Regions from separate parts of the Homo sapiens genome. Here region 1 is linked to region 2. Evidence: chromatin loops called from intact Hi-C (ENCODE). Cell type or tissue: B cell. All regions are shown on one strand. Region 1 holds the start of CLN6 (CLN6 transmembrane ER protein). Region 2 holds the start of ANP32A (acidic nuclear phosphoprotein 32 family member A).

Evidence for each region. A loop is a pair of places that touch in the nucleus more often than their neighbours do. Peaks named below come from ENCODE experiments on the same cell type or tissue, not always from the same donor. Only the 100,000 strongest peaks of a DNase experiment are listed, where the experiment ranks them.
Region 1: a loop joins it to region 2, with 9 times the contacts of the local background. A loop is called at or near these places in 2 of 110 quality-filtered maps.

The regions. Positions count from the first base shown.
Region 1 is chr15:68,228,103-68,232,102 of GRCh38, reverse strand. It overlaps CLN6 (CLN6 transmembrane ER protein), which reads left to right and starts at 2,375. Exons shown (of 7, transcript NM_017882.3): 1 at 2,375-2,601. The coding sequence starts at 2,519. RefSeq lists enhancers at 1,631-1,680, 2,911-2,990, 3,021-3,090 and silencers at 2,332-2,511, 2,281-2,870. In B cell, a CTCF peak has its summit at 1,921; DNase peaks (open chromatin) are centred at 2,042, 2,352, 2,452 and 3,672; H3K4me3 peaks cover 2,118 bases; H3K27ac peaks cover 1,980 bases.
Region 2 is chr15:68,818,767-68,822,766 of GRCh38, reverse strand. ANP32A (acidic nuclear phosphoprotein 32 family member A) reads left to right here and starts at 1,872. Exons shown (of 7, transcript NM_006305.4): 1 at 1,872-2,069. The coding sequence starts at 2,016. RefSeq lists silencers at 1,331-1,390, 1,461-1,620, 1,671-1,920, 3,421-3,530, 3,791-4,000 and enhancers at 2,592-3,173, 3,174-3,755. In B cell, no CTCF peak of the experiment used is centred here; DNase peaks (open chromatin) are centred at 1,836, 2,366, 2,846, 3,636 and 1 weaker place; H3K4me3 peaks cover 3,602 bases; H3K27ac peaks cover 3,413 bases.

The sequences.
Region 1 (4,000 bases), 590 kb after region 2:
ACCACCAAGATGCATAATACCAAAGGACCTTCTCAGCTGAAAGATTTCTTGATGCTGGCCACTGAAATTGCAGCTCAGAGAGCTGAGACTAGACTCCCTTCTGATGTGCAGGGCCCATGTTCTCAGATAATCACAAACAAGATCCTGCAAATGTGTACCCCTCAGCTTTACTCTATCCTCCTCCCCCAAATTTCCATGCAATTTAAAGAGCTAATGAAGATGGTGTTTTTAAAGTGTCCTGGTGGGATGGGAAAGAGAGGGGGCTGATAATCCCACCGGACAGGGAGAATTCTCATCTTGTTCATTCAGAAAGGCCCAGCCCCCTGCCAGGTTGGACTCCCCTCCCCTCAAGGGGTAGCAGCGGACTCCAGAAAAAAGGCAGATGTGTTTGTATTTAAGAGATTGGAGGATTAAATGAGCTAGAGAGGCTCCCTCCACACGGCCTCATCCTCTGATGGCTGGAAGCCCACCTCTGAGTGTTATTAAATCGATGATGACATCATGGGCACTGCATGCCCCTCCCTCTGGAGCCCAGCAGGCTTGCAAAGCCTGCAGAGGATAAGAAATTGGGGTCAGAGCGGGAAGCCTCAATCCTTCTTCTCTGGTGTATACCGAGATCGATGTGTAGATCAGATTCACCAGAATTAAATCTGGGGCCCCGTCTGAGTGCTGTCCTTGGCTGACCCTTGGGCACAGTACTTCAGCTCAGGGCCTAGGTTTTTCTCTGCTACAAAACAGAGACAATCACCTGTTCTCCTTACGACCTGGTGTGTGTGGATCAAATGAAACAAGGAAAGCTTTAAAGCAAATGTGTTCTTCAGGGGACCAGGGGCGGAGGGGGGGGATTGAGGTGTGGCCTGTGGGCTGCTAGAGCCCAGGATGGGGCTGATGGAAAATGACTCCCAGGCAGGCAGTCCTAGCCTCCCACAGCCAAGAAAGGACATGCAGGTTCTGACCAAAGGGGAAAGAAATAAATCCAATAAACATCTCCCAAGAAGAAAGACAGGAAAGAAAATAGAATGGAAATAGGCATAGCTCAGACCCCTCATGGTCTGGGAAGCAGACCAAGGATACTGGGCAGGGGAATGGCACATTGCATTTGCATCTGAGGCACATCCCTTCCAAGAGGCACATCCCTTCTGCAGCGGCTTGAGGGCTGGGTGAGAGGAGACAGGACTGGAGACCTGCACATGTCGTGTGCGCCTGGTGTAGCACGGGGGTGGTGGGGAGAATGGGAGTTGGTTGCAGTTGTTCTAGTTAGCGGCCTGGGCTGCTGACAGTGACCGTGGGGAGGAGAGAGTTTGTGACATTGACAGTGGTGTGGAAGGTAACCTTTCTGTGGAGGGAAACCTCAGGTCTCGAGACGGGCTATTGTAAATAACTTAGTCCACCAGTGCTGGGCTCTCTGCTAAGAGTTTCATATAGTCATCACAACTCCAATGTAGTAGATGCAATAGGCATCTTCTTGTTACAGATGAGTAAACTGAAGCTGTGAGGGGTTGAGCCATTTGCCCGCATCACAGCTAGTTCAAAGTGGTACCACTAATGAAGTCCTGGCAATCTGCCCTGCAGGCTGTTCTCAGGTTTGACCTTTGGTTCTGTTTTTCACTTGAGGATGCTGTCCCCTTAGGTTCTGTCTGTCTTGTATGCTCCGGTGACTCACGAGCCTGTCCACTGGGTTCCCAGGTCTCGCCTCAGCTTCAGACCACCGGTCCAACAGCCTTCCTGACCCACCTCAAGCTTAATGCGTTCAAAGATGAATCTTTATTTACACGAAATCTGCTCTAGCCCACTTCCCGGGGGGTGCCTCCACTATCCACCCAGGGGCAGAATCCGGCCACTGCCTGAACTCTTCTCCCCTCACCCCCCACATCCAGAGTCCCAGTCACCATACCTCTCACACGACTCTAGATGTCACCAACTCGCTCCTTCCCACTGTCACCGCCAGCCCCTCACTAGAACATCTGCAACCCACGTGCTGCACCACGCGGGTGCTACACGTGCAGGTCTCCAGTCCTGCCTCCTCTCCTCCACCCGTAAGAACAAGGGAAATCCCACAGAACCCTCTGCCCCGGGGAGCATTTAAATCAGCTTAGTCTATCTCCAGGTCGCTACCCCGCCCCAGCCCAACACCCAGGCCTCAGTCACCCTAGACAGAGATTCCCGTACCCAGGCAGGCAAGGGACCCTAACACATCCCAGCCCGCTGGTGGTCACGCGCGCAGCCCGGACAGGCCAGCAGCCCCCGCCCCGCGAGGACGCCACACTCGCAGCGCCCGGCCCTCCCCTAGCGGAGCCCGCCCCGTCTCCCTCCGCCCCGCCTCCCTCCGCTCCGCTCCGCTCCGCTCCGCCCCGCCCCGGGTCCGCAGCCCCGCCTGTTCCTCCCGAGGGCCGCGCGCTCTCGCCGGCCCGCCCCGAACCGCCCCGCGCTGGGAATTTGCGGCGGCCTCCGCCGGGGCAGCCGAGCTGAACCGGTCTCTTCCTCGGAAAGGCAGGGCCGAGGGGCCTGCGGGGCAGCCATGGAGGCGACGCGGAGGCGGCAGCACCTGGGAGCGACGGGCGGCCCAGGCGCGCAGCTGGGCGCCTCCTTCCTGCAGGCCAGGTGGGCGCGCGCCGGGGTGAGAGGGCGGGCTAGGCGCCTGTGCGCTGGGGCCTCGGGACCCGCCACGTGACGCTCCTAGGGCTGCCGGGCGGGAACCTCGTGTGCGGCGCTGGCCGGGGCGGAGCGGAGCGCGGGGGGCTTGGAGGCGCGCTACCGTGGCGGCGGTGCCCCCGCGTTTCCTTCTCTGTCTGGGGAGCCTGGGGCCCAGCGGGGCTCGGCCTCCCCGCTTCGCCGTTGCTCGGGTGGGAGGAGCGCCCGCCCGAAGTTTGGGGTTTTCCTCCCTTCCCGCGTTCCAGCGACCCGGGCTGGCGCCGGGACAGCCGCTGCGCTGGGAGAGCTCCCCAGGGCGGTGGGTACACACACCTCGTCACTCGGACCCCCAACTTATCCGCAAGTTCCGGGCGCCACCTCCGCGTTCTCGGGGTCCCTCCAGCCCTGAGTAGGACTTGATTCTGTCATTTATCAGGAGGCTGTCTGCTTGACCTGGGGCACCCAAGAATGTGCGAATGTAATGGAAGAGACAGCGGGGAAGGGCGGAAGCTGCCGTCCAGAGAATGAATGAGGAGCCCTTCTCAGTTTTTGGTTTATCTCGTTGGGCGAGCAGAGCTCCATTCTACCTTCGTCCCGTTTTACTGACCAGAAACATTCACTGCATTCAGCAGGCATTCTTTAAGCGCCTGTGGTATGCCCAGCGCTGTGCCAGGCAGTAAGGGGGTAGGCAGGGTGAAGGTGGGAGAGGCTTACGGTCCTGTAGGGATCAGGAGAGACAGAGCCCAAGTGGGAGTGAGCGGTCATCTTGGAGGGCTTCATGGAGGAAGTGGCACTTGAGCTGAGTCTCAGAGGACTTGGTAGGGGACCCAGGGAAGACAGGCTGTTCCATCCAGGGAAACAGTGGGGAAGGGCAAGGAGTTTAGTGGTGCTGGAGCTTTCCGGCTGTAAAAGAAAGTGACAGGAGGATGCAGACTGATTGTGAAGGGCCTTTAATTGCAGCAAGTCTAGGACTCGAGTTGAGGACCTAGATTGCAAAACTTAGGGGTAGGCGCACTGCCGTGACCGTGAGTGCCGCCTCAAATGTTGGGCCTTGGAGGCCTTGCTTGTCTCACCCTAGTTCCTGTCCTAGGTGACAGGTTAAGGACACAGTCTTTATCCCATAGGCACTGGGGAGTCGTGAGAAGTTTCTGAGCACTAGCATGCGCAAAGTCCTTGTTAGGAAGTTTTTGGTACGACCTGGATGAAGGGAGAAGTCTGAGCGCTTGGGCTGAGGTGAGGGATGGCTCGTTTCTGCTGCTGCGGACATGCGGGCTGAGCAGCTGCGGACTGTGTCCGTTTTCACTTAGAAACAATGTACTGGCCATAGACCGCATACTGTAGCTCACCTGTCTCCCTCGGCCTGTGAGTT
Region 2 (4,000 bases):
ACACCATATCCAGAAATAACAACTGTCTCAATGGCATAAATAGGAAATTTGGGGTTCCTCATGTATTACAAAGAAGCCAATAAAACTTAGAATAAATTCCAACTATACAAATAGGCTTCAATAAGATTAACAAAATCTGAGGATGACAGGCAAGTCAACAAGTTAAATAAATTATACTATTTATACCCAGATAAAATAAAACAATGACTTCTAACTTTTATGGTGCATTTCCCACCTAATCAGAGTAAACATCAGACTTCAAATTCCATTTATCATTTTATCTGAAAGAATTTACTGAGTAAAATCCTTAGTTGCAGGGCTTTACACTTGCAATCCATCAGGTTGCAATATTAAAGTTACTACAGCTTCTTCCCCAGTGTAAGCATTCTGTATGTGTTTTATTTACATTGTCACTTTTTATTTCCTCCTCAACTTCGTATGTCTAAGAATGAAACTGGATTGCTATTATGCAACAGTATTTTAACTTTGCAACATACATACTGGCTTATCTCTCCTTTGAACTCCTGTTCCTGAAAAATAAACATATGTATCCAGAAAAACTACCTTGAGGCGTGTGGGGAAGAGTGCAGACATGTAGAAACAAACACTAAAATACAGTCGTGTGGAAAGGTAAGGATGTATCTGTCCTCGTTGACAACAATCCCCGTGGTTTATTAACAGCCACAGGCAGCCAACTTAGTGCCGTAAGTCGGTAACCCAGTGGGCATCGGGGCTTTAAGGTCTCTTAAAACTTAATGTGATTCAAAAATACCCAAGGCAACCACGCCGAAAAACCAGGAGAAAGGGCTCCAGTTAGAGCCTCCTTGGCAACCCAAACCGAACCGAATGACTCAGGTGGACGATTAGAATAAACCGTGCGCCGTTCTCTTTCACTAGGTCTATAAAGCCCAGAAATTATGTTTGGTCCAGAAAACCAGGAGTTATGAGCACCTTCCTTTTCCACCTTTTAATATTCTACATATCTAGCAACGGTTCTTAATCCATGGTCTTCATTCATTTATTGCCTAAACAAGATCTTGGGTGTCTCTTGGTGATCACTTCTTCCAAGCTGACCTAATATGACAGCAAAGTGAAAAGCCTCTTCGTGGGAAGGGTCGCGACCGCGCGGTAAGTCATCCAAAAGTGGAAGCATCTTGCTTTTACTGACTTATGTATACGAGGGTGGCGATGGTGGCGGCCTGACAGGGACGAGGCCGGAGGGGAAGGGGCGCGCGGGCTGCTGGGCAGCCGCGGTGGGGGTGACGGGGGCAGCCACGCTCCCCAGCGCGAGCCGCCGGACCCGGGACCCGACGAGCCCCTCCCGGCATTGCACCCTGACCCCTCTCCTCCTTCCAGGCCTTTCATCTGCCCTCCCGCTGGGCAGCCCGCGGTCCCCGGACCTCAAGCCGCCCGCCTCCTTCCGCAACCCCGTCGCGCCGCCCCGCGAAGCCCTCGGCCGGGCGGGGACCCCGACCCGACCCCTCCGGCCGCGCCCCTCCCCCTCGCAGAACGCACCTGCGGCCCCGCCCCCGGCCGAACGCTGAGGCGGCGGCTGGCTGGCAAGGCCGGGCGGCTCGGCCCTCGAGGCACAGTCACCTTCCCTTCCCCCGCCATTCCGCCCACCCCCCTCACTCAGCCACAGAGCAGCCGCCGCGCTCCTCAGCCGCCCCGAAATCTAAAGGGGTCCGTCTCCGGCACCACTACCAAATGGCCGAGCCTCCCTGGCCGGCTGCGCAGCCCGCCCATTGGTCCCTTCCCCCCCCCGCCGCCACTGCCATTGGCTGTTGCCCGGAGACCCTCGGCGGCGATTGGCTCGGGCCGCTGCCGCTCGTCCATGGGGCCGCAGATCCCGCCTCCACGGCGATCAGGTTAGTGTGCGCCGCGGGTGCTGGGGGCTCGAGAACCGAGCGGAGCTGGTTGAGCCTTCAAAGTCCTAAAACGCGCGGCCGTGGGTTCGGGGTTTATTGATTGAATTCCGCCGGCGCGGGAGCCTCTGCAGAGAGAGAGCGCGAGAGATGGAGATGGGCAGACGGATTCATTTAGAGCTGCGGAACAGGACGCCCTCTGATGTGAGCATTTGCCAAAAATATCTCTGTCGGTCCATTCTCCTACTTTGTGTGTGTGTGTGTGTGTGCGCGCTGGGGGGAGGCACTTTTTTTGGGGGGGGGCGCCCGGGAGGTGCGGGTTTGGGGGTCGGACTGCAAGCGAATTGGCAAGGCTGGGGGGTTGCAATGCCATCCGAGCATGTTCCGGCTGCCGCCGCCGCTGCCCTTGGTGTGTGACTACCTGTGCGTGTGCTCCCGCGTGTGCGAGTGTGGGTGCGAGAGTGTGCGTGCGAGTGTGCACCCATCGGGGGCCGGCGGGCGCACGCGTTTGGGTCGGAGAGAATGAGGCGAAATCACCCTCGGAGATCGCTGCTCCCGTGACTCCGTCTGGGGGGAAGATTAACGAGGGAGGAGGAGGAGAGGGGCTGCCTCCTGGATTTAACAACAAAAAAAGGGGGTTTTACATTTTATAAATGTATCCCCCCTTCCGCCCCCCTCCCGCGCCTCCCCCCTCCCTTTCTCTCGCTCGCTCGCTCGCACACACAATAAGTTTGGGGCTTCGCGAGTCCGGTTTAGTTTCTGATAAATGTGGGCCGAGGCCCCCGGGGAGAGCGCGTGGGGAGGGGGCTGCAGCGGAGTTGGGAATGGCTGGAGTTTAAAGTGCGTCTTCATTTCTTTGCAGTGATGAGGCGAGAGACGGGGGAGCCATATTTGTAACTTTGTAGTGTTCGTGAACGCGCCCTTTCTCTCCCTCCCTCCCTTTCTCTGCCTCCCTTCCTCTCCTCCTCTTTCTCCCTCACTCTTTCCACCCCACCTTCGGGCCAGATGCTGATGTTTCTTCCTTTCCTTCCGAAGGGAGGATAAATTAGAAGGAGGGGGAGGGATTTTCGAACGTGCTAAGGCACAGATAATCCCCGCGTCTCCCTGCCTCCAGCGATCGCTGGTGCAAGTTGCCCAAAGGCTACGTCCCGGTGCCCCCTCGCCCCAGCTCCTTCCGGCTTCCCCAAGATGCCAGCCTTTGGGCCCTGGTGCCCCCCAGCTCGAACCCCCGGCCCGTCTTTCTCAGTGCTGGGCTTGTCGGCAGCCATTCGGCGCCTGCTTAATAAATGGGCACGGGAAACTTTGTCAGGACGCGAGCTGCCCGGAGCTGGCGCCCGTGGTGGGTACTGGCTGGGTCCACGTTTATGCGGGCATGGCAAACACGCAGCTCTAGGATGGGAGTTTGCCCGCTAGCCGCCGTTATTGATTGGGCAGCGGCGGGAGCACGGCCGGAGGAAACTTACACGGGTGGGAATCGCGAGGCTCGAGCGAAAGCTTACCCCTGAGGAGGGGGAAGGTGAGGGTGGGTGACTCGAACGCTGGTTTTTATTTCTGCCTCCCTCTCGCTTTCAAACCTGAGTGTTTTCGGCGAGTTGGCGGCTCTGGGGCGGAGACCCTGGCCAGCTCCCCTCTTGGCCCCTTGGGGGGACCGGGGACGCGCTGGCGGGAGGACGCCCCCAGTCTCGGTGGCCCGAGCTCCATGGAGTTGGGAGTTTGGGCAGCACCGTGCGCTGGCCTGTCGCCCCTCTAGCCCGTTAAACCCGAATCCCGGCGAAGGCAGGCCTCGCTTCCTCTTTTCCCTAGTTCCTCCCCCAAACCTGAGTGAGACTTTTGAAAACAAGATCCTTTTTGTCTACCCCCTCCCCGCCTTAACGCAGCTGTGGACTGGAGACGTGCGAGTGCCTTATGGCGCGCAGGGCGGGGAGGGGGCGGCCGCGGGAGAGGAGGGGGCGCCGCCGGTGGAGGCCGGAGTTTCCGCGCACTATTTGCGGGCGGTTTGCCTCTCTCCGGCCGCTTTCGTCCCGGCCGGGACCCGGCGCCTAGCGTTTGGGGGCTGGGTGTGGTGATGGGGGAGGGGGCCGGGGCCGCGGTCTTCCCGCGTACTTTCCGGAAGCCCCCTGCGCGGAGGGGGAAGG